3 separate regions of the Mus musculus genome follow, and all the other regions are linked to region 1. A link is a loop called in an ENCODE intact Hi-C map of the cell type or tissue named here. Cell type or tissue: left cerebral cortex. All regions are shown on one strand.

The links. Peaks named below come from ENCODE experiments on the same cell type or tissue, not always from the same donor. Only the 100,000 strongest peaks of a DNase experiment are listed, where the experiment ranks them.
Region 2: it touches region 1 in a loop (8-fold over the local background); 30 of 42 quality-filtered maps call a loop at or near these places.
Region 3: it touches region 1 in a loop (2.6-fold over the local background); 2 of 42 quality-filtered maps call a loop at or near these places.

What each region holds. Positions count from the first base shown.
Region 1 is chr7:111,775,787-111,783,786 of GRCm38, forward strand. Galnt18 (polypeptide N-acetylgalactosaminyltransferase 18) reads right to left here and starts at 4,191. Exons shown (of 11, transcript NM_001360903.1): 1 at 3,527-4,191. The coding sequence starts at 3,761. In left cerebral cortex, CTCF peaks have their summits at 4,379 and 6,525 (motif pointing right); DNase peaks (open chromatin) are centred at 635, 1,432, 2,035, 2,728 and 4 more places; H3K4me3 peaks cover 4,477 bases; H3K27ac peaks cover 2,543 bases.
Region 2 is chr7:111,965,202-111,973,201 of GRCm38, forward strand. No RefSeq gene overlaps it. Among named protein-coding and RNA genes, the nearest start is that of Gm33204, 41 kb to the right of the region's middle. In left cerebral cortex, a CTCF peak has its summit at 4,514 (motif pointing left); a DNase peak (open chromatin) is centred at 4,513.
Region 3 is chr7:111,535,407-111,543,406 of GRCm38, forward strand. All of the region lies in intron 6 of Galnt18 (polypeptide N-acetylgalactosaminyltransferase 18), which reads right to left. Among named protein-coding and RNA genes, the nearest start is that of Galnt18, 240 kb to the right of the region's middle. In left cerebral cortex, a CTCF peak has its summit at 4,324 (motif pointing left); a DNase peak (open chromatin) is centred at 5,581.

The DNA of each region.
Region 1 (8,000 bases):
CTATATGAGACACTGTCTCTGAAAGAAAAGGACAAAAGGGAAGAGAAGGAGAAAGAGGAATTTCTCTTTCCAAGGTTTCTCATGCGTTGACTTCCTCTAACTCCATTTGTCTATCTCAAACAAGGTGTAAGGTCCTAAGTTGGAGCTTGTACTAGGAACTACTTGGAGTTCCATCCAAGAGGATACTTATTTTAAAGTCTGAAGCTAACCACCCTGCCATTTAACATCTACTTGGTTTTAAAAGAAAAAAATAATAATGTTCAAAAAATACAATTTACATTCCCAAGAGACTCACGCGCACCATCTAATTAAATCATTCAATCAGAAAACAAATTAAAATGAAATATCACTGTGGTCCCTATGAGGAAAATCAACTTTCCAGTCATGGCGAGAACAGCCCTCTAGAGTACTGCTCCAAAGCCTCTTGTAATTGCAAGTCCTCAGAACATCCTGCCGAACACCCGGTGACATTTGCAACTTCCTGGACAGCTCTCCTTCCAAAGAGGAGAGGCGCTAAGCTTGTCCTTTGGAAACTGGCAAAGCTTACACTCATGACTAACTAGGGCGCTGGATATTAGTGCAGGGCAGTCACTCATCCATCCCGACTGTCTCTCTTCCACCTGCCAGAAACCGTCCATAGAGTCATCAAACATTCTCTAAGGGAATGTGACCTCTGCCTCCTCAGGAAACCAAACAAAAGCCAGATAGGCCCTAGTCTCTCAGTAGAAAGCATCTCCATGTGGGAACACTTCTGAGCCCACTAGCCCTCCAACATCCTCAGATGCCTTTCACTAGGATACTGCCAATGCTACAGCTGCCAACTAATATCAACACGGCACTCTTTCCCTGGGAGCCTCTGGTCCTCTTAGCAGACTGTATATCATACACTTTAAGAACACAGACTGACCCCCTCCTAGCCTACAGAACTAACAGCCAAAATAAACACTTAAAATAACCTGGATGTGGTGGCACCCATCTGTAATGCCAGAGGAGGTGAGAGGGTCTCAAGTTCAAAATCAACCCTACACAGCTACGGTAAGATCTTGTCTCACAGCAAGACAAACCAGAGACCCTGAAGCTCTCTGGGTTTAAATCTCTGTTCTACGGTGTAGCAGAGTGTGACCTTAGACCAGTGGGGTCAAGCAACCTCTCCAAATCTGTGTCCACGTCTGTAGGATGGAGTTAAAACCACCAACCTCACAAGGCACTAAAGATAAGTCAACTTACGCCAAGTTCTGAGAGTGGGGCACGGCACTTAACAGGCGCCACACAGTTCTTGGCTATTCTCCTTATCAGCCCTATCATCCTCAGTTGCACAATGTAATATGGATTATTCAAAAGGCTCTCCCGATGCAAGAGACTTAGACAGTAGATCTACAGAAACATCCCACATCCTCAAGGGCAGGGTCTGATCTCACAGACTTTACAAGTCTCTTACATTTAAGCCCTAAACCCAAGTGCAGGGGCTGTTCTGGAGCCCTGGAGGGCATTGTCTTCATCAGAACACTACTAAAGCACAAGCAACCAGCTAGCCTCTGCCATCTGTCTGCTTCATGCCTAGCCTTTCCCAAGTCACTGCCTCACCCTCTGCAGGTAGTGGCTTTGGCCCTGTCCTCATAATTCATTAATTTCCTACTGTCCAAAGTACAACTAGACTAACACAGTCTGAGGAGGGTCCTTCCTTCTTTCTTTCTTTTTTAGAACATCTCTCCTCCAGTTGATCAGGTCAGCATTCGGAAGTGCTAAGGTCTTCCTGGTAGAAAAATTACAAGTGTTCTCTTTTATCCCCAACTTCCACGATGGTTTTTGTGTGGAGCCTTGTAAGTCATGTGGCATGGCCCACATTGAACATGAGAGGGCCTGCTCAGTGCTGAGCTCCTGAGTTCATGAAATCCTCGAAATGACTCCTGAAGCAGTCCCTTGCTTGCTTCTTTCCTGACTAGATAGAAAAGAACGGGAGAATCCTTTTGAACACATAGACACAGTGGATACATGACAGAAGATCTCTTAAAATCTGTGTGTACATTGGAGATGTCTGAGCAAGGTGCAGCCTTGAGTCCATCTCCCAGATCACATCAAGGGTGCACTTCTCTTGCTGACTAACGTTGAGTCTGACCCCAGGGATAGAAACCCAGTAAGAATGGCAGCAACAGGCACTATGGCACAGTTTGGTCTGTCAGGCTCAATGCAGGGATGAGACAGAGGTGGGTCTGAAGTAAGAGCTTCCAAAGGTCCCTCTTCTAGGGGCCCTCAAAGTCAAGTGCTTGCTTTGTCTGTGTCACCTTTCTGCCCTCAGCGGAACCTCCCCAGGGAAGGAGTCGATCTGGCCATGTGGGAAGCACACCAATTCAGAGTAGTCCTGAGTAAACAGAGCAGGCAGCCTGTAGCTCAGATGGCCTGCCAGGTTTACAGGTAAACTCGCTGGGCCCTATAGGTCAGAAGCCTCCCTGTCTAAGAAAGCAGGGGACACCTGGGGTGGACAGGGAGAATCCAGATTGCTATCACCTGTGAGCACACCTTACTCTAGGAGCCCCGAGCTCCATCCCTTCCCTCTGATACTCACACTGCCCGGGTCACAGCAGGAGACTTCTCTATATCCTACTGTCTCTTTGGACCCAGTCTGGAGACACCCACCCACTGCAGCCTTGGATTTCAGACCCAGCTCCTGTGGGTTTGTCTGCTCTGCTGTGGCTGCTTCCTGCTTCCGCAACTGAGGTAACTGTCCTGGCAGATTGGCCTTGCTAGAACCCGGAAGGCTCTGAAGTAAAGCCGCAGCCCAGCGTGGGTTTTCTCCATCCGAAACAGAAGAAACACCACCACAGTGGACTAAGCTGCTTCTTGGGTTTGACACCTGCTCCTTAGGGGAGGATCCTGGATAGGCAGGTGTGCTCTAGGTGGGGACAGTTTTCTACTTAAGATGCCCCCTGCAGTCCCAGTCCTACTGAGACTGACTGAGGCTGGAGCCAATACTGGGCCGATGTAATTTTCTACTCCGCATTTGTCTTGAAGCTTGCTGCTCCTTAAAACCCACAGTTAGAGTCATACAAGGCATTTCTCTTGTCCCTTACAAGCCCGGCAAATAAGCTCTTTTGCCCTCACATTCTCTCTTGGAAGCACAAACATCCAGTCAGACACACTCCCGGACTAGTGTGAGATCCTGCGATCCTGGAAAGGAGCACCCTGGAATCATACGCACGTTTGGACACGTGCACATCGCGTCCCCATACTGACAGCAAGCTACACACACACACACACAGACACACACACACACACACACACACACACACACACACACACACACACACCACCTGTGCACACGCGTACACAGGGAAGACTCACAGGGCGGCAGACACAAAAGATCCAGGACACCAGTCCTTGCAATCCCTCCAACCACGTAGCTGCCAACCTATAGCCCTCCCTGCAATCGCTGGTCTCCTACGCATTGGCCCCAGCGCATCCCACAAGCAGAACACACTGGGCACTCCCGGGCCTCGCGCCTGGCTCAAGTTTCTCAGGACGCCTGTACCTTGGATATGCTGTTTGATGACATTCTCCAAGTGGTCCAGCCGCTCGATAATTTTCAGGGTGTCCCCTTTATCTTCCTCCAGCTTCTTGTCGGGCACTGGCTCCTGCCCCCGCACATACACGCTGGCGATGTAGTTGGTGACCCAGCCCACGTACAGCAGGCATATGATGTTGGTCATGCCGCTTAGGATCACGCAAGTGGACACCAAAGTTTTGGTCTTCCTGGTACACACCATTCTGGGGTCCTTCCTCCATATAGAGCACCCGGGGCCCCTCCTCGCTGTACACCCCAAACTCCCCCGCGCTCAACCCCCTTGGCACGTCTGGGGTCTCTGGGTGCGCCAGCACCTAAGTCTCTCCAAAGGCGGGTCTCCTGGCAGTGTGAGCTGCGGCGCACAACTTTGCAGCTCCGGCCGCTGGCCACCCTGAGAAAGAGCTCCACAAAGAAAACGAGGTGGGTCTAGATTTTTGTTTTGGGCTTTTCCCCCGCAAATTCAAAATCCCCGAGCTTTTCCCTAGGCGGTCACGGGTGGCCGGCAGTGGCGAGACGAGACCTGCAGGGCTGGGAAACTTTGTCACTGCCAGGGCCCAGCCGCGTTGCTTTCCATCTCCAGTGCTGGCTGCCTGGGAGATGCCACCAGCCCTCCGCTCGCCGCTCAGGAGAACCGCGGCTGTGGCTGCGACCAGAGGAGCGAAGCAGAGCGGCCCGGCCCCCTCCGAGCGACAAGCGCCGCCACCAATCGCGCTCTGGCTCTGGAAAAGGGTCGGGACTGGGCGGCTGCGGACCAACGAGGAGGGGCCAGGGGGCGGAGCCCCGCCCCGCGCCCCACCTGCTGGCAGCAGGCTCCGGTCCGGACACAGCTGAGTCTCCCGCGCCCTCGGGCCACCCTAGGGCCTGCAGATCAGGAACCTCCAGTCCCCGCCCAGGCCGGCAGATTCCACCTCTAGAGTAATTCCCCGCTCGCGCTCCCGCTAAGAAGCCCAAGCTTTGGGGACCAAGATGCTCCTATACCCTCACCTTCCCCAACTGAGGGCATTCTGCTTTTCCACCTGAAAAAACGGACTCCTCGCCTCCATCTCCTTTTTGATAATGGAGACTCAAACCATACAAGTGGCTAGGCCTCATAATGTCCACACCTTATGCTTCTTGAGCCTTTACTCTGCCTCTCTCTGTTGGTCTCCCGGGTGTCACCAAATGCCTTCCGGAAATCTCTAGGAGAGGCATAGTGAATAGTGAGGGTGTCTCTGCAATCGTTGGTCACATCTATGCACTATGCAGCTCCCTGGACGAATTCATGCTCTGGGAGCCGTTACTGCTTATGGATATCACTACACCCCACGTCTAAGGAAGCCTTATACGCAGTATTGGGACAAGAGGATGCAATTCTCCATGACTTGTATAATTCCCACACATTCAGTGTTCATGGCTATCAAGTGGTCGACAGAGCCTTTCTGGAGAGAGGATGTAGAAACACACACACACACACACACACACACAGAGAGAGAGAGAGAGAGAGAGAGGCTCCTGGGTTTGATGCTCCTGTATGTGTTAGTTACATGAGCTTGAGCAAGGGTCAGAACACCATAAGAGACATTTCCCCCATCTATCAAATATCAACAATACCTTCCTGCTTATAAGTATTAAATGAGAGGATATACCAAAAGGGCTTAGGACAGGACACACAGTGGGTGCCCAGGCTCCTGTGGTTATCATTCCAGGATGCAGTTCCTCCCTTCCCGGGTCCAAGAACACCACCTGGCTGCTCAGCAAACCTTGATTTTTCTATTGACCACTCTCAGCTCTTCTCCCCTACTGGAAGCTACAGAGTCTAAGGCTGTGGGCAGCAAGAAGGAGCTTGTCCTCTAGCTGGCTTGGTTCCACCTCATTGGCTTTCTGCTTGAATGTCTTTCTTTACCATCAGCAATTCAGCCACAGGGGCTGATAGAAGGAATGCTGCTGGGCCTGATTGCCCCACATACCCTCAGATTCCAACTCAAGATCCCCAAAACCTTGGTTAGAAACAGGGGCATGGGAGGGGTTTGTGTAGGCATTTACTCACCACCCTCTGCAGAATTACAAGGTCAAAGGCCCCAGTATCTCTGCAAGCTCCCTTTATAAATGGTTCTTGAACATAGATTCTTATCTTTGGCCCTCAGTTCAATTGTATTCAACTCAACAGGAACTCAGCAAGTTCCTGACATTTTGTCTAAATGACCAGTTGCCTGGGACACTTGCCCAGTTTGCTCTAGACCTATGGCTGCGGTGTAGGCTTCAGTCTCATCGGGGGCCTCTTTTCTAAGCATGGAGAGCTGTTCAGTCCAAGGAGGTTCTCGACTTTCCACTTATGTCACTCGTCTAACCCCAAGCGTCTTCCCACTTTGCCATTTAATAAGTCCTGCCGGGAGCTTCACTATCAGGCCCCTTGATGTGCATCAGAACTGAAAAATTCCTCAGATAGTCGATGTGAGCCAACTGATGCCAAGTGGTCCTTGAAACTTATTCTGAGAATCTGAAGCTACTGTCTCCTTCCACTCCTACCACGAGAGGTGACATGAGGACTGAAAGTCCTGGTGGCTTTGTCCTGTATAAACTGAATGTTGTACACTGAAGAAGCTACTGTCCCCTTGATGTGACTTGAGAGCAGTCTTTGGTGGGGAAGGGAGGGGTATTTTGTTTTCTGAGACAGACTCTCACTATGTAGCTCCGACTAAGCTAGAACTCTCTATGTAAACAAGTAGACAAGTCTGGACTTGATCCTATAAAGACCCACCTGCCTCTGCCTCTGTAGTAGGATTAAAGACACTTCCTGCTATGACTCACCTTTTATAGAGGTTCTTATCCTCATGTCCAGAGACACCGCTATGCCATCAATGCTAAGCCTTCTTCAAAGTGTCTTTGGTATCACCATTAAGAAAAGTGAATCTTCGTTTGGCCATCAATCCCTTACATTCTCGGCAGGAATAGACTCCTCAGAGAGAACTGACAGTGGCCACATGTGTCCACCAGATGGCAGCACTGTGTAAAGCCATGGGGCCAGAAGTGCCAAGAGAACTTGGGGGCTTAACAGGAAAAATAAACCCTGGTAGTGGAAGGCTTTAGTCTTGGTCTGGCATTATGGGAAGTAGGGTGGCAGGCACTCAAGGGAATGGAGACTGGTGGGTTGCAAAGCAAAAGTGGATAATCCATTCAGAAACAAAAGTCGTAGACGCCCAAGATTTGATGTTAGGAAGCCACAGCCCAAAAATGTAATTGACAGAAAAAGCATTCTGCTGAGAAAGGTTTATTTGGTGCCTCCCTTGTGCCAGGGTTAAGATTTGGACTAGGGAGCCAGGCAAATGCTCTCATTTACTAGCTGTGGAGTCTTGGGCAAGCTAACTAACTACTTGGTGCCTCAAGTCCTTCCATCTGCAAATGGGATAATAGTAACGTTACCTACATCATGGAGATATTATGAAACTTTAATTTGTATGAGGGGCACTGATGGCATTATCTAAGTATTGATTGTTACTACTCTCTCTGAGTATCCAAATGTCTGGAAGATAAATGAGAGGAAAAAATGACAATCTCTTAGAGGCAGCTTTCCTCTGAGAACAGAGGGTCCAGAAGTTACACACAAAGGACCCTTTCTTCCCTCCACCATCACCTTCCCAACAGAGCTGGTGTAACTAAACTCCTCAATGTACTCAAGTGCAGATTCTGCAGGAACCCTGCAACTAGGTCCGTCTGCCTCACATCTGTCGCTTAGTAATCCACTTCGGGTCATGTGACAGTAGCCTCTGCGCACAGGTACTCAGAGAGACTCATAGACCACATTCCCTTAATGGAGTGGACCAGTGAAGAAGCAGCTGCCTTACAGTAGGATAGGCTCCTAGCTGATGTCTTAGTATGAAAGAGAGATGCAAACGGATAATGGAGACATCAACTGCATCCTGATCCCGTGATTTTACCACTAGACAGCTCTGCTAGACAGGCTCCTCCTCCCTCAAGGAAATGTGGGCTCTTAGAACAAAGTAGCACTAGCCAAAAGAACACATATAAGCCAATCCAACAGAGGATAAAACTATCCAATGGGGAAAATGGACGAAGAACATGAGCAAACAGTGGAAGAGAGATCAGAACCAGCCAAGAACTAACCAGAGGATGATTAAGCTGGATAAGAATTAGAAACATTTTTCCAGATATGGCTGCCATAGTTCCCCTATCAGATTGACTTAAATATGTAATATTTTAAGTATTAACAAGAACATGTGGGAAATAAGTACTCAAATACGCCAATGAGCATACAACCAGAATGTCTTTTTGGAATGTATTGTTGATGATGCTCATGATCCTTTGACCTTGCACTCAGAGTGTGGTCCATCGGTCAGTCACAACACTGGCAAGCAATGCAGAATATTAGCTCCATCTCCCATTTACCAGTCAGAATCTGCATGTAAATGCTGCCTCCAGATGCTTCAGATACATCCTCCAAGAA
Region 2 (8,000 bases), 190 kb after region 1:
TAGTCCAGTTCAAAAGTGCCACCAAATATGAATCATCAATGGCAGCACAATCCAGCAGAAACCACAAGGCTTCTGCTGAATGATCAGGAGTCAGCGCCAAGGCAGTGGGAGCAACCAGGACCAGCAAGAATTCCAAGAGTTCTCTGTCGTGCCTCTCTCAATGAAGTAAGATCAGCAAAGATGAGAGACCAATGAAGAGCTGCACAGCTAGCTATTCAAGAGCCCCATCACTGTCCACTGAGTGTTACTGACATTCTTTCTAACCATCGAGTGTCCTCCCAGGGGTCTTGCCTTAGCATAACACCAGGTGAGTCTGTATCACCTAACATACCCAGAAACTTCCACTTCATAGAAATCCTGAGAATCTGATAAAAAGTCATGGGCCAACTTCTCTTCGTCCAGACCTAAACATCCTATGACAGTTGCACACTCACTTTTATGTCCCAATGTCACCTAACACACTAACCCTTCCCTTAATATATTATTTGGCATGAGTCTGCATTACATGACACAACCAGAAACTTCCACTTCAACCTCCTTCAGCTTCCTTAGGAGCACAGGCTGTTTATGGAAGGTATCTGCTGAGTAGGTTTTGGACACAAGACTCAAAGGCCGGAGCTACTCACTTGTATCCATTCTTTAGGTTGAGATAGGGCTCAAAGAATGTGTTCAACTGAATCTAGAATGATGTCAACTATGCTGCAAAGCCATATTCTGGGTATGAGCAAATATAAGCTCTATAAGGTTTCCAATGCAGTAGTCCCTGTAGGATTTCACCCATGCCTAATAATGCGTTGTCAAGTCCTGTGTATGGTACAATAGCTGCCCGAGCATTACGTTATAACATACCCCAGCCTGGATAGAAGCCAATGAGATAGACTTAGCCATCCCAAATGTAACATCTTGTCAAGAATGCTATGCCATATGGAGCACAATTTCCCCACAAAGTGGAAAATTCCCCCACCATCAGTTAGAGGTCCAATTCAGTACTAAGTATGATACTTGTCGACAGACACGTGTGAACATGCTGGCCTACATAGTGCATGACAAATGACCTTCAACTCCCCTAAAGTGGCACAACTAGAAGGATCCTTTTTCTCCACAGCACAGGTAGGGACTTCTAGGACTGCCCCTGAGGAAGCTCAGATCTCCTGTCAGCCTCTGCATGGGCTCCTGCAGACTTTATGAAACATCTCGACATGACTTTATCCAAACAACTGCTCCAAACTGCTCCAAACCTGGAGATGGCCAAAGAAACAGAAAACACAAAGAATAATGTAATACAGTTGAAGTTCAGTTCTTTTTAAGTATACTCCATGCATTAGTCAAACATGATGCTACATGCCAACAGGTCTGTTTTACATAGACAAGATAAGACTGATGTTCAAAGTTTCCTTCCTTTGCTAGAAAGTGGTCGGTCAGCTCCCCACACTCCTACAGCTGCACTTGCTTCAGTATCTCCGATTAATGAGCACTACTCCTTAAAAAGAGGCACTATCACTTTCATAGGCAGCCCTCTGTTGCTGGATTTCCATCATTCCCACTTTTTCACTGCCACGAGCAACATTGCAATTAACATCTTTCCCATTTTTATAATATTGCAAAATTACTCTCTAAACAGATTGTAACAATTTACATTTCCTCATGACAAACAGTAGAAATCTTCCCCTTGCTGCTGAAAAAGCCATCAATTGGCTCCACTTGAAAAGATCCAGGGGGAAGGTTGCCAAGGCAGGCTGCACTGCCTCAGCTCTCTGTTCAGGAGAGCGCCCTCGCTTCCAATGGGGCTCACTGGCAAAGAGGAGCATGCATGAAGCCATGGGTTTGATTCCCAGACCTGCATAAAGTGGATGCTGTAGAGTATGCCTGAAATCCCAGCAGTTGTGAGGTGTAGGCAAGGAGGGTCAGATCTTCAAGGCTATCCCCAGTACATAGCAAGTTTGAGGCCAACCTGGGCAAAAGAAGGGAGAGACGGGAGGAGGGTGGAAATAAGAAAGTGAAGGTGGGGAGGACAAAAGGATGGTGGAAGGGATGGAGGGAAATTAGAAGGAAAGGGAAGAAAGGGGGAAAGGAAGAGGGACTAAAAAAGATGAAAGGAAGGTGGAAGGAGGAAGAGAGGAGAGAAGAGTGGGGGGAGGGAGGGAGAAAAAGAAGGACCCATTCTCCCTGGACTTAGCTGTAGTTCTCACAAATGCAATGTGTAAACTGAGGTCCAGTTTCCACATGCTATCAGCCCAGGTGCTACTGGCCACTCCCCTATACAGGTGCACAGGAGACCAGCTTGGCTCACCAGCACTTTCAGAGCTGTCTCCTGAGAGCCTGTGAGTGACAGAGCTCTCTAAGTGAGCACAGGGTGGGGGGGGGGGTAGGGGGGCAGCCATCCCTAAATCCCACAGACTGAACTTTCTGACCACCTGAAAACTCTCTATTCTGGTGCCTGGCTTTGCCTTTGTTCCTTCCCTACTTGGAATGAAGCCCAGCTGGCCAGCCCCTTTGGTCCCTACAGCTCAATGGCAGTGCTGCTGTAGACCATAGCAATTGTGGTGGCGAGTAACTTGAGCATTCCCCTGGTGAGTGCCTTGAGCATCCTGATGGTGAGGACCTTGCATCCCACTGGTGAGGGTGGACCTTGAGCATCCCGCTGGTGAGAACCTTGAGCATCCCGCTGGTGAGAACCTTGAGCATCCCGCTGGTGAGAGCCTTCAGCATCCCGCTGGTGAGGGCCTTCAGCATCCCGCTGGTGAGAGCCTTCAGCATCCCGCTGGTGAGGGTGGACCTTGAGCATCCCGCTGCTCTCACACCTCCTTCTGTTCTAGAATCTCAGAATCACCTCCTCCTTTAAAGCTGGTCTGGACTTTGACTACTCTAACTTATTATAGCTGCCTGGGCAACTCTTGCTCTGCAGAGGAAGGAGCAGGCCCTACAGCACTAACTGAAAGCTTATGGATGGTCCCCCAGAAAGGGGGAGGAGTCAACCCGAATCCCCTCTCTACCTAACGCTGCTTCTCCAGGAAGAAATGCTGACCATTTCTGGCTAAACAATTTACTTGGCAAACTGTTCGTGAGATTTATTAAGAAAATGAAAGTTTCTCATCCAAACCAGGTAAATGTGTGGCCAGGTGGCAGGTCCTTAGTTGCTGAGTGCTGGGGTGATAGTTAATCCCTCACATTGATCACAGAAGCATTAAACTTCTTAGGCCACTCATTGCTAGGCAACCATTGTGAACTGTAGGCTCTAAGGAGAGAGCATCTGTTCTTGTCACAGAAACTGTCCTATTAACAAGGAAATGCATGTCCCACGTCCACGTGTGCTCTCCAGATGGCCAATAAGGTGTTCCTCTGTAATAGCATCCATCGTCTCTCAATCACTAGCTCCAGGGCACAAGCGCCTTGTAACCTAGGGGACAAATGTCTCCTTGTCATGCTGCTTTCTGTGTCCCACCATATAGATAGCCCAGGCTTGAAGGGCATCATCAAACCAACTGTTTGCAGAACAGAGACAACAGGGCGAGACTTAGAGCAACAGGTACAGCTCCATGAAAGAACTCAGTAAGTAACTCTAGGTCCAGACTTGGCTCTGCCTCTCAGAAACTGTGCATGACAGCTCATCTTCGTTGCTGAGTGGACTAGATTCAAAAGGACTTTGCATCCATAGGCTGTGTGTGTCTGGGAAGGTGTTTCCAGGAAGGTTTAACTGAGGAGGGAAGGCTGACCTTGAATGTGGACAATGCTATTCCACAAGCTCAGAGCTCAGAGTAAATTAGTGGGGTGTGCTCTGAGTGTCAGTGTCCTGCCTAGACTGTGGACACTGGCTGAAATGTGACTCCCCCACCCCTACACACACACACACACACACACAGAGTCTGTCTTTCTACCAAGATAGCCTGTGTCCCTTCTTAATCATGGAGCCGAGATAAACCTTTCTTTCCTTAGGTCACTTTTGCCAGATACTTGGTCACAGCAATGAGAAAACTGTGTGGTACAACTGCAAATGCACATTTTTTTTTAGCCTTCTAAAACACAATTTCTTCATCTCTAAAATGGCTTAGTGGGAGTTCAAATGGCTTAGTGAGATTGCTGTTCAAGCATGAGACCCTAAAACTGAGCTCCAGCAGCCAGGCGTGGCAGTGCGTGCCTGCAATATCAACATAAGGGATAGGGGGCTAGGGGCTTGGTGACTGTCAGCTTAGCTCCAGGTTCAGTGAGAACCCCTGTCTCAAGTGAATGGGCTGGAGTGTGATGGAGTATTAATTAATTAATTTAATGAAAAAAAGGATTTTCTGCAATTACAAGTATAAGAGTTTAAGTGTGGTTGAGAGTACACAGTTTAATAGCTTGTACATAATAGGAGATTCCTTCTTACTTTTAAACAAAAATGTGTGTATTTTTTTTCTTCTATCCAAAGCTAGAATGTTGCAATCTGCTTTTTTTCCTTGTTCTTGCAAAAATGAGGAAACCTGTGGATATTATTGGTCCAGAGTGGCCCATCTCTGTTCTTGTGCTGCCACCTGCTGGATGGATATTTTAAGAACCCTGCACTAAAATGCCTGGAGCACTTCCTTGTCAGTCCTTACCTGACATTCCTCTCTACCTGTACCTTTCAGAAATTAACCCAAGGCGCCCCCAGTCCTACATTTAGCACTGGGGACATGAAAATGCATCCCGAAGATGGGTTGAAACTACATAATGTTGGCTCCTGCGTGTTAGATAAAATTCTAGTTGTTCACCAGTGCTAAATATCTCAATCCAAATAAAAATATGTTGAAAAACACTCTGCAGGCATGTTAACACATGACCCTCAGTCCTTTGTGACAGCAATTGGCCAGAGCCAAGTGTTCAGTGCCCTTTAATGTGAGCAAACTCCTCTGTTTTACACACACTCACAAGCACTGTCTAGAAATCTGTTCAAGAAATGTGCCACCGACTTTACTCACAGCCCCCTCCTCCAAATACTGTAGAAAACCCACATCAGTATCAAGTCTGTGTACAGTTATGGCAGCCAAATATAGCAAGCTACATGAACTAAGGAGTAGTTATACACATGGGGGGGTCTTCCATGCCTTTAAAACATTTATATTTATTTTACAGTATATGGATTATTTCTGTAGCTAATGTTCATTATGAATTGGATGTGTTAGTTGTATCTTGAGGACAAGGTAAATGATTAACTGAAAATGTGGGGGATGGATGCAAAGAGAACAAAAAATATCTTTGAGGTCAAAAATTATGGTCAAAATAGTTTGCTTTGTGCTTGGTACAAGCTAAGTACTAAATAATTATTCATTATTGCTATTATTACAGGAAGAGCTGTTATCCCAAAAAAATGACCTTTAAAATCCTGTCTTTTAAACAACATTGAAAATAGCAAAATTGAAATCTAAAACTTTTTATGTTAAAGAACATAAATCACAAACGCTTGGTCTAATGACTTGACCCGGGAGAATCCAGGCCTGAAAATAAGAGTCAGCATGAAAAGCCACCATAGCAAAGGAGAAGCTAAAAATGCAAAAATTCCTACTGGTTGAATCTGTCAAAAATATTCACAGAAAAATTATCTCACAAAAAATATATACTTTAGTAAGATAAAATTTTAAATTGGAAAAATAAAATTATTGAAGTACATTTGTTCAAGACATTATACTTGTTTTACTACTCAGCCCTCTACTCCAGTACCTCAGGGGTCCGCACCAGCCCTCTGGCCTGTGCCCTAGCAGATGCTTCTCCTGCTTAGTATCCTAGCTCGTGCTCTCATGCACATTGAGGCAGGCTTCTCATTGTTTAGCTTGTAAACTTTTCACTAGGGGTGGAGGAGGTGGCTTAGTCCACAAAGTGCTTGTCTTGCATGCCTGAAGACCTGAATTCAACCCCCAGGAGCCTACATAAAAAGCCAGGCATGGTAGCATGCTTGAGACAGGCACGGGCAGATCCCCGGAAACTCATTGGCCCGCTGGCCTCTTAGCTAAAGCTGCACGCCAAGGAGGGGAGGTGCTGGACTGAAAGGCTGAAAGCACCTGAAGAATGACACCTGAGGTTGTCCTCTGACCCCTGTCCATATGTGCGCACACTCACAAACACGCACAAACATGCATGCGAAATCTAAATGAACTGTGTACAGTTCCTGGCATCTTATATTTCTCACTGAACATCTTATAGAATCTCTGAACACGAAGGGTTGATTTGTATACCACAAAACCCATGAGAGGGATTGCTGGGTTGACACAATCTTTGCAGACCATCATGCAATTTTATAAGATCTGGGGACACAGTCTCCTAGATTATCTTGGAGTTTTCTATTTCATTTTGTATCTATGTCTAATTTGTTTTTGAATGCATCCTTTTCCTACTGAACTAAGCTACCAATTTTCTAATCTCCAATCTGACACTTAGTTATAGCAATTCTGTTATCTTGTAACATTAGTCTTTTTATAATATTTTTCTAGACTATCATTTTGGTGCTTATTAAGTTCATTTTACCAAATCCCAAAGCTAGTGAAACTCTTGTAAGAATTATATGAAATTCATATGCTAATTTTCAAAGCAACCGTCGATTTTTAGTATTGTACTCCTACCTGTATGAACTACTTTTCTCATTACTGCAACCAAATACCTAACAGAAACAACCCAAGGAAATGGGGTGGACTTTGAGTCATGTTGAGCCATGACGGTACAGTCCCTCAATGGCAGGGAAGTCATGGCAGAGTTCCTGGTAGGTAACATATCTAGCTAGGACTTGTTCCATGGTGTGAACCAGAAGACACAAAGCAGGGTTGGAATGAGGGCTAGCTATAGCCTAGAAGGCCCACTGTCCTAAGACCTGAGACCACTTCCTCCAGCTAGAACCCACTTGCTGAAGGTCTCACAAGCTTGGTTGGGGGCTAAATGTTCAAACACATGAGTAAAGAAACATCTCACATTCGAGCCATAAAACTACCCCAGAAACATGACATTGCAAACTTGTCATATCTTGTTTTTTATGTTCCTTTAAAAGGCATATAGGGCTGGAGAGGTGGCTTGGTGTTTAAGAGCTCAGTGTTCTTGCAGAGGAGCCAGGTTCGATTCCCAGAGCCCATATGGCAGCTCACAACCATCCCTAACTCCAGTTCACCTCCGTTCCAGGCACTTACATGGTATACAGTCATACATGAAAACAGAAACTCATACACATAAAATAAATTTTTATAAAAGAGTGACTTTGTTTTTTAAGATCTGTAACCTTTAGTGCATTGTTCGTTATTATTTACTTTGTTGAAGCCCTTACCTCTGCTGTCTAGTTTCTTCTGATTTTGTTTGTTGTCACTAAAAGAATCCTCACTGAAATGCCATGCGCAGCCACTTGCTTTTCTGATAGGTTTTTAAACTGCCATTTATCCTCCATCTAGACACCCAACAAAATTCTCTTAGGACTCTAAACATTTCAAACACCCTCCCTCCCTCCATCTTCTTTCCCTAATTTCCTCCCTTCCTCCCGCCTTGAATGAATGATCCTCCTGACATCCGCCCCCCATTGTGGGAATTGTAGCTGTACACCACCATACCCAGCTAAAAGGTGGTGAGCATATGAGTTGTCTGTATATAAGATGAGGGAGGGGAGAAGGAGGGAGGGAGGGATGGGGAGAAGGAGAGAGAGAGAGAGAAAGAGAGAGAGAGATTGGCTTGGTTTACACTGAGATGGGGCTCACTGTATCACCGTTTGACATAACATGTGCTGTTCACTTTGTTTTCTTGTTTCATTAGGAATAGTTGCTAGGTTGAATCAAATGTCTTTTTGATTGATAGGGTTTCTCTTTCAGTGTGTTGATAATGGGTTTATTGATAGAGTCCCTACTATTAACCTACATGAGCATCCATAGGGAGTCTACCCTTGCTTGCCTACTCCCACCCCGCCTTCCTGGAATCATCTTGTTCGCCTCGTGTTTAGAGAGTTTGCATCTATGTGCACATCTACTGTCTGCGACTAGACTATTTTATGGGCATTGGAATTGCTATTCTTAAACCCGAGT
Region 3 (8,000 bases), 240 kb before region 1:
TCCAAAAGATTATGGATTGTGGCACACATTCCAATAGAGTAGAGGTAGCAATAGCTGACTGTCCAGAAGGGAACAGGTAGACCAGAAGTTCTCTCTAGTCAAGTCCGTGTTTCCCCAAAGCTCTGACACTTGGCATTGTCTATCTTTGGGCACTAGAGGCTAAGGATTCTGATTTCTTGTGGTCCTTGACATGAGTTAATTTTTGTGATGTTTGATACTGGTTGTCAACTTGACAGACTCTAGAATCACCGAGATAAGCCTCTGGGCATACTTATGTGGGACTATCTAAATTGGGTTAGCCTCTAAACATGCTTGTGAGAGATTATCTTGACCAAGTTAAAAATAATTAGAAGGGTCCCCATAAATGTAGGTGCTATACCTGTGGGCTGGGGTCCAGAACTGGATGAAGATGGAGCTGAGAACCAACGCTCATTGCTTTCTGTTTTTTAAAATCTTCTGGAACTGGAGTCAGGGGTGATCGTGAGCTGCCATGTGGGTGATGGGAACTGAACCCAGGTCCTCTACAAGAGTAGTTAGTGTGCTAAAGCTCTGAGCCATTTCTCCCGGCCCCACTCACTGCTTCTGAATTGTGGATGCAGTGTGCCAGCACCCTAAGTTACTGCTGCCGTGCCTTCCCCACTATGGTGGGGTCTACCCTGAGACTGAGCCAACACAAATTCTTCTTCCTGTACATTTGCTTCTTTTCAGGTAGTTACAGCAACAAGACAAGAAGACAAGGAACTAAACCAATGATGGGCACAGCACTCAGTAGAGTATCAGTTCTGGAGGGGATTTAGTTTATTAATTGAGCATCTCGGCATGTCTTTTAAAATCAATCAATTAATTTGAGACAGTGTCTGATAGCCAGGTTAGCTTCCAACTCACCACGTACCCGAGGATGGTCTTAAACCACCGGCCATGCTGTTTCTACCTTCCAAGTGATGGGATTACGACAAAACAAGACCAAAAAGAGGCAGGACCTGGACCTGGAACTTCAGGTCTGTGATCCCAGCTATGTGAGAGGGTGAGGCAGGAGGATGCCAGGTTCAAGCCCTCTCTGGCTTCTGGGTGAATTCAAGGTCAGCCTGGGAAAGCGAATGAGATCCTGTCTTAAACGTAAAAGGAGGGTGGGGTGCAGCTCAGTGTATTCTGGGGTTCAATCCCTGGCTTTAGTTCCCAGGATTTAAAAAAAAAATCAGTGGCAGGGCTCATAGCTTTTATCTACCAGAAATACACACACACACATACATACACTCACACACATGCACACACTCACATACACACACATACTCACATACACACACACCAAGAAAATAGAAGGGGAACTGCTTGGAAAGGTGAAGAGGAGAATGGGAGAGGTTAGGAGTGAAGGGATACAGGAGAGTGGACACAGTCGAAGTCCGTGGCGACTTTGATTTAAAATGTCAACCACCCAGTTCCCCCAGAGCTCCCTGGGACTAAACCACCAACCAAAGAAAACACATGGTGGGACTCGTGGCTCCAGCTGCATATGTAGCAGTGGATGTCCTAGTCGGTCATCAATGGGAGGAGAGGCCCTTGGTCCTGTGAAGGTTCTATGCCCCAGTATAGGGGAAGCGGGAGTGGGTGGGTTGGTGAGCAGGGGGAGGCGGGAGGGGATGGGGGTCTTTAGAGGTGAAACCAGGAAAGGTAATAACATTTGAAATGCAAATAAAGAAAAATCTAATAAAAATATACATGTTATTGCTTAGAGCCATGAAAAAGCAAAAATAAAAAATAAATAAAATGTCATTCTGAAACTCATCATTTTCTACACAAATCTATAGCTCTTTGAAAAAGCCTAGCCGGTTACACTCTTAAGCTCTGTTTTGTTTGCTTGTCTGTCTGTTGTTGTTGTTATTGGTGGTGGTGGTGGTGTGTGTGTATGTGTGTGTATGTGTGTGTGTGTGTGTGTGTGTGTGTGTCTGTGTGTGTGTGTGTGTATGTGTGTGTGTATGTGTGTGTGTGTGTCTGTGTGTGTGTGTGTCTGTGTGTGTGTGTGTGTGTGTGTGTATGTGTGTGTGTGTCTCTCTGTGTGTGTGTGTGTGTGTGTGTGTGTGTGTGTTCTGAATGTGCTGCTGCTCATTCACAGTTCACTGGACTGCAGTGTGGCACCAGGTCCTTACTGAGCCTGGGTAGCTCTGGGGCTGTGGTCTTATCCTTGCTTTCTCCAGAAGCATGAGCAAAAGCAAACTTCTAGTCTTAAATCCTCCAGCCTTTGTTGTATCAATAGAAAACAGATGAAGACAGAATGTGGTAGGATGCTCATAGAGAAAAATAAGACTTGATCCATTCCCCACACTATATCAAGGATTGGTTTAAAAAAAATCCGAGATTATAATGTGAACGATAGGATCATACAAGTAGGTAGGTAAAGTTCTCTCCAATCAGGAATGGGTCAGATTTTCTTAACTAAGGACTGGGAAAGGCTTATATATTTGCTTAGTTTTGAAAAAGCAGTGAACACTGGGCATGGTAATGCAAGAGGTGGAGGCAGGAGGATTACAAGTTAGAGGTAAAACACTAAGTGAATTCAGGGCTAGCCTGGGCTACAATACGACTTTGTCACAAATAAAATAAGCAAAACAGTCCTTTCATAGCAAAAACAGAGAGAAATAACATACTTGGGAGAGAAGTTCAAATTATAGTGTAGATAAGGCCGTACTGCTTCGAATGTGTAGACATTCTAAAAATAGAGATTAGCAACACCGTGGGAAAGTGGGCCAAAGGTGTGAGCAGCTCACAGGAGACAGCGGTGGAGATGGGCTTAGCTGTGTGAAAAGCCTCTGGCTTACTTTACAAGAGTGATACAAATTAAAGCAACCGGGAAATCCAGGCCTCACCTGTCAGGCTGGAAAACCCCAAATAAATGTCTTCCAATCAGCCCTTGACTCTTAGTTAGCCAGAGTCAATTTTCTTCCTTTACAACGCTGATTTTGAGCACTATCTGAATAAGAACTTTGACAGAGAATACATATAAATTAATACACACCTTAAAAAACACTCTCTTAAACGGGCAGTAGCATATTTATACAACATAAATGTCACATGGACGATGGATATGATCATATGCTTTATACAGAGCACTATAGTTTTTGGAGTATCTAAATTTATTTCTTCTTGTTACAATTGTTAAAATAATAACTATGATAATGAGATAATAAAGTATAATGATGGATTAACTTTGGGGGCCAAGATAAACATGTTGAAAGATCTAACAGTTTTGGGATAATAAATTCTAGCTTGCCTATGGTATTTGTGTGTTTGCACTAAAAGGGATTATTGTAAGGGAAAGATTCTGAAAATATTAAAAAAAAGACACCGACTTTGTTATTTAATGGATATTTAATAGACTATCTTCCCACTGGAACTAAGAACTTTTTTTTTTTTTTTTTGAGATAGGGTCTTGTACAGCACAGGCAGGCCTTGTACTTGCTATGCAGCCAAGGATGACCTTAAACTCTTAAATTCTCCCACCCCTACCTCCTAAGTACTGGGATTACAGGTGTTATTGCTGGTTTATATGTAGTGATGTGGATGGAACTTTCCTTGTATATCTAGGTAGACACTCTACCAACTAAGCCATCCCCCCACCCACAGGGGTGACTGATAGCTGCTAATAATGTCATTGTGACATTTATAATATTATGTATAAATACTCTATTTACTCTACTCTGTTTTGCTTCTTTCCTCTTGTATGCCTGTTGAATATGCATTTTCCTCCAATATGGGCAGGTGGGTACTAGGTTCTCCATAGCTGAGAGAGAGGGCTTACAAGGGGGTGAAATCTTGTAGACAGGACAGTAGAAGACTACACGAGATAGAATGGTCATGGTCTGTGGTGGAGAGAGTCCCCAAGTGCAAATGCTAGCCTTATTAAGTTGTTAAAGGCTATGTGGATGGAGGACTTTGGATGATCCCATGTGCCCCCAAAGGCCAAAAGGTGCAGCCAATTAGCTAAAATTATTCCCATTCTAGATGATGCTTGGATCCAGAAGCATGCACAGAAAGAGACTTACATCCTAGCCAGACCCCATGAAGAGGCTAAGAAACAGCAGGTAAAAGCTGCAAAGCTCAACGTAAGCAAGAAAGAATGAAGGCAGTGATTCAGTCTTAGGGACAGGTAAGTGTTCCGTTCTGGGGTGGAGGGTGAAAATGCTATTTAAGAGTCATCAGAGTTGAAGAGATGGCTCAGTGGTTAGGAACACTGACAGCTCTTCCAGAGGTCCTGAGTTCAGTTCCCAGCAACCACGTGGTGGCTCATAACCGTCTATAATGGGATCTGATGCCCTCTTCTGGTATGTCTGAAAACAGCGACAGTGTACTCATATAAATGGACAAATTTTTAAAAATGGATCATCAGAGTAGGAGGTCATTGTCTAGAGGGCCAAATGATAAAGACTTTTCCAAGACTGAAGCTCTGACCTCCCATGAGAAACCCCAGTGAGAAGTCTTGGTGCGTAGGCAGGAGTCCATGATTTGTATATATCCCATGGCTGCCCAACAAACTCTCCTGCATGTGGTAATGCCAAATGACTCAATCTAGCCAAGATTCACCATGGTAAAAGCATGGCAGAGAGAGGTTCCCTTTCTCCTGGCTGCCAGATCTAGACACCAGGAGTACAGTAACGGTTGTGGGCATTCTCCCTCTGCCCTGCCACAGGAAGGTGGGATCGTATTAAAGAGTTCAATGGCAAGAACTAATTGCAGGCAAGGCTTCTCATATTTCTCCCTCGCAACTCCATACAGCTTATGAATTCAATTTAAGAAGTGTGTGTGTCTTTTGCTTTGTTGAATCAGAACACAAAATACAATTGAGAATTTTCTTCTATGAATCAGGACTGTTAAGATCTTCAACAATTGTGCTATAAAATCAGACTTTCTCTAGATGCTTAACTACAGAAAAAGTAGGTGCAACCTGCTTTACTATTGGGCACTTACTGTGTTTCTCTACTCTATATGTCTGTACAGTATATTTTAAACTATAAATTCAATTTCTTTCATGATCATGGGCCAGGTTTTATTTTTTTCCTGTGTCAGTTTTAATAAAAAATATCATTTCACAAATTTATGTTTTTGTTGACATTTTCAAATTATAGCATAAACTTGTTTGTTATATGTTCTTAATTATAGATACCCATATCAATGAAACTTTTCTTATTCCTAACATTTATTTATCTCTGCACCTTGTCTCTTCTCCTGTTAAAGTTCTGCAATTTGATTATTTTATCAAATAAATAAGTTTTGGCTTTATAAATCTTTTTTATTATATTCATACACATAAACATGTTTATGTGTATATATGTATGTGTACCTGCTGCTTTATCATTTTTTGTTCTTATCTTTATAATTTCTTCTTTAGTTTAAACAAAAGAGGAACTTTATTATGAGTATGCTTGAAAGATCCCAACAACTGTAATGGGCCATCAACTACAACCACATCTTTCTAAACGACAGAACATGCTGTAATCACAAATTCTAATTCTGGGCTCTGCACCATCATGAAGTTAGTCCTGCCTGTATCCTACACGAGGGAGTAGAATGTGAGTCAGTTTCTGCTTGGTTTTTGGTATCTGTAGTCCATGATGTTGGCAGACATTCATGAGCTTGGTCAGTACTTTCTGAAACGATTCAAAAGCTAAAAGATCACCCATGTCTGAAGGCACAAATTAATTTTGCTCTTTCAAGATGGGTCAAAGTGTAACCACAAAATTCCACTTCTGGGTTCACAAACCACAGATAATTTCCTAGAGTGTGGTCCTTGTCATGCAATACAAATGTCAGTGTCTATCTATTCAGCTTCCTGGACCATTTCCAGGGCTGTCTTTCTCTCTCCTACAGCTATTGAGGTCTTCAATCCTAATGTTTTTTTCTCCAGGTCTTGGTAAACTTCCACCATGGGAACAGCTTTGGGATATTGTAAACCATGCAAGCAAAGCGGCTTCTTCAGTATCTTCTACTATTTTTATTCTAATGTTCTCCGAGCTACTGATATGCTATTAATGCTCAGCTCTTATTTCTAATGGAGGAATGGGATATCAGACAGTTTCTCTTCAGCTGAACTTGAGTTGCGTTCACACAACATGGGCACCATACATATTTATAATGACTTTGGCTCAAGGTCTTTTCTAATTTCTGACACAATTTCTTCTTTGAAATATGGATTTTTAGAAGCATGTCTCACAATTCCAAAAACTGATGGTTTTGTCTGTAACTTTTGGTCATGGGTTTCTAGCAATTCCATTTCGGTATGAGAGCGTGTTCTGTGGGAGAAGAAGCCATGATGTTTATTGTGTGTTTATGCCCCAGAATGTGCTCAACACCCGTGATCATTCAATTGGTTCTGGGAGAGAAATATCATTCATCAACTTTTATATGCTCTACAGAGGCAACTCACTAACTGTGTGCATCTGCCAATGACTTTGGGGAGACAATGACTTTGGGGAGACGTGATAAAGCTTTCTGCTATGCTGTCAGGGTTGCTGATGTCTCATTGTTCTTTGCTGTTTTTTTTTTTTTCCTAGAAAAACCTTATTTGATGTGTCTGGTTATTTTGTCTCTGTATATGTCGGTATATCTCATGCATGTGTGATGGCCACAGAGGCCACTGGATCTCCTGGGACTGGAGTTACAGACAATTGTAAGTCACCATGTGGGTGCTGGGAATCAAACCTGGGTCCTCTAGTAGAACAGCCAGTCCTCTTAGCTGCTGAGCCATCTCTCTAGACTCTGTAGAGTTTTTTCCTTTATACAAATTTACACTGTTTCACTAGTAATGTTCAAACTGACAACTATAGATTCTAGATTAATTTCACATTTATCATTTCTAGACCTTTTTATTATAATACTTCTTTTTAAAGTTAATACAATGGCTTTCCTTAGGTTAGCATCTGCCCGCTATGATTTTTTTCTATCCTTTTAGATTTTTATCATGTCTGTGTATCATTTCAGGTTATGCTTCTTGTAAATAGCCCATTGCTAAGTAAACTTTTAAGCTAGTCTAAAACTATTCATCTTTTGACTTAGTTCATGTAAATTGACTGGTATAAGTAGGCCTGTGTTGCCTCTCTGCACAAGCTGTTGTATACATCTATTTCTGCCTTGCTTATAGAATATTCATATTTTATTTTCCATCAACTGATTTTGAATTCATGTTTCTTCATTCTGTGCTTTTCATGTAATCCCTAGAAAATATAATTTGCTTACTTAAGTTACCTAATTTTAAACTCAACCAGTAACCTTTCTATGAATAACAAAATAGACATTTACAACAATCCCCATCACCCTTCCTCGTTTATATGCTCTCTTTAGCATGCCCGGGGTTTCTACAGCTCTGTAAGCAGTACTCTGGTGTTTTGTTCCATGCCATATTTTATTAGACTAATCTATTTACCATCATTGAGGTAATTATTCTTTAATCTCACATTTCCTTTGGGGATCATTTTTTCCCCAAGCATAAATACTTTTTAACTTATTTAATAAAGATCTTACATGAGAAAATTAGTGTTTGTGTGTGCATGAGTGTATGCATGTACATGCGTGTATTGTATCCTTTTTTGAGTGGGGTTATTTTGGGTACACAAATATACTCAGACAAGCATTTACTCATCATATCAAAAAGAGTATACCATAGTGTCTTGGCTTTCACGATTGCAGTGAGAAGTCGGCTGTTCTAATCATTTAAATCATTGGTTTCTCTTTCTCTTACTGGGGTAAGTTCTTATCCTTGTCTTTTAGTTTCACTTTTAGTTTATGTTTCATACATACATACATACATACATACATAATGCATATCTTCATTCTTATCTGATTTTGAACAAGTTGAATTGGTATGTTAGTTGGGAAAAATTCAAGACATTATTTGCTAAAAACAATTGCTTTTGCCTATTCCTCTCCTTTTACTATCTCCACTTGGAACTGTAAGATAGATAGTATACTCTCTCTAGTCTACCCAATCTTCCCCCATATCCTTTTATTTTTCT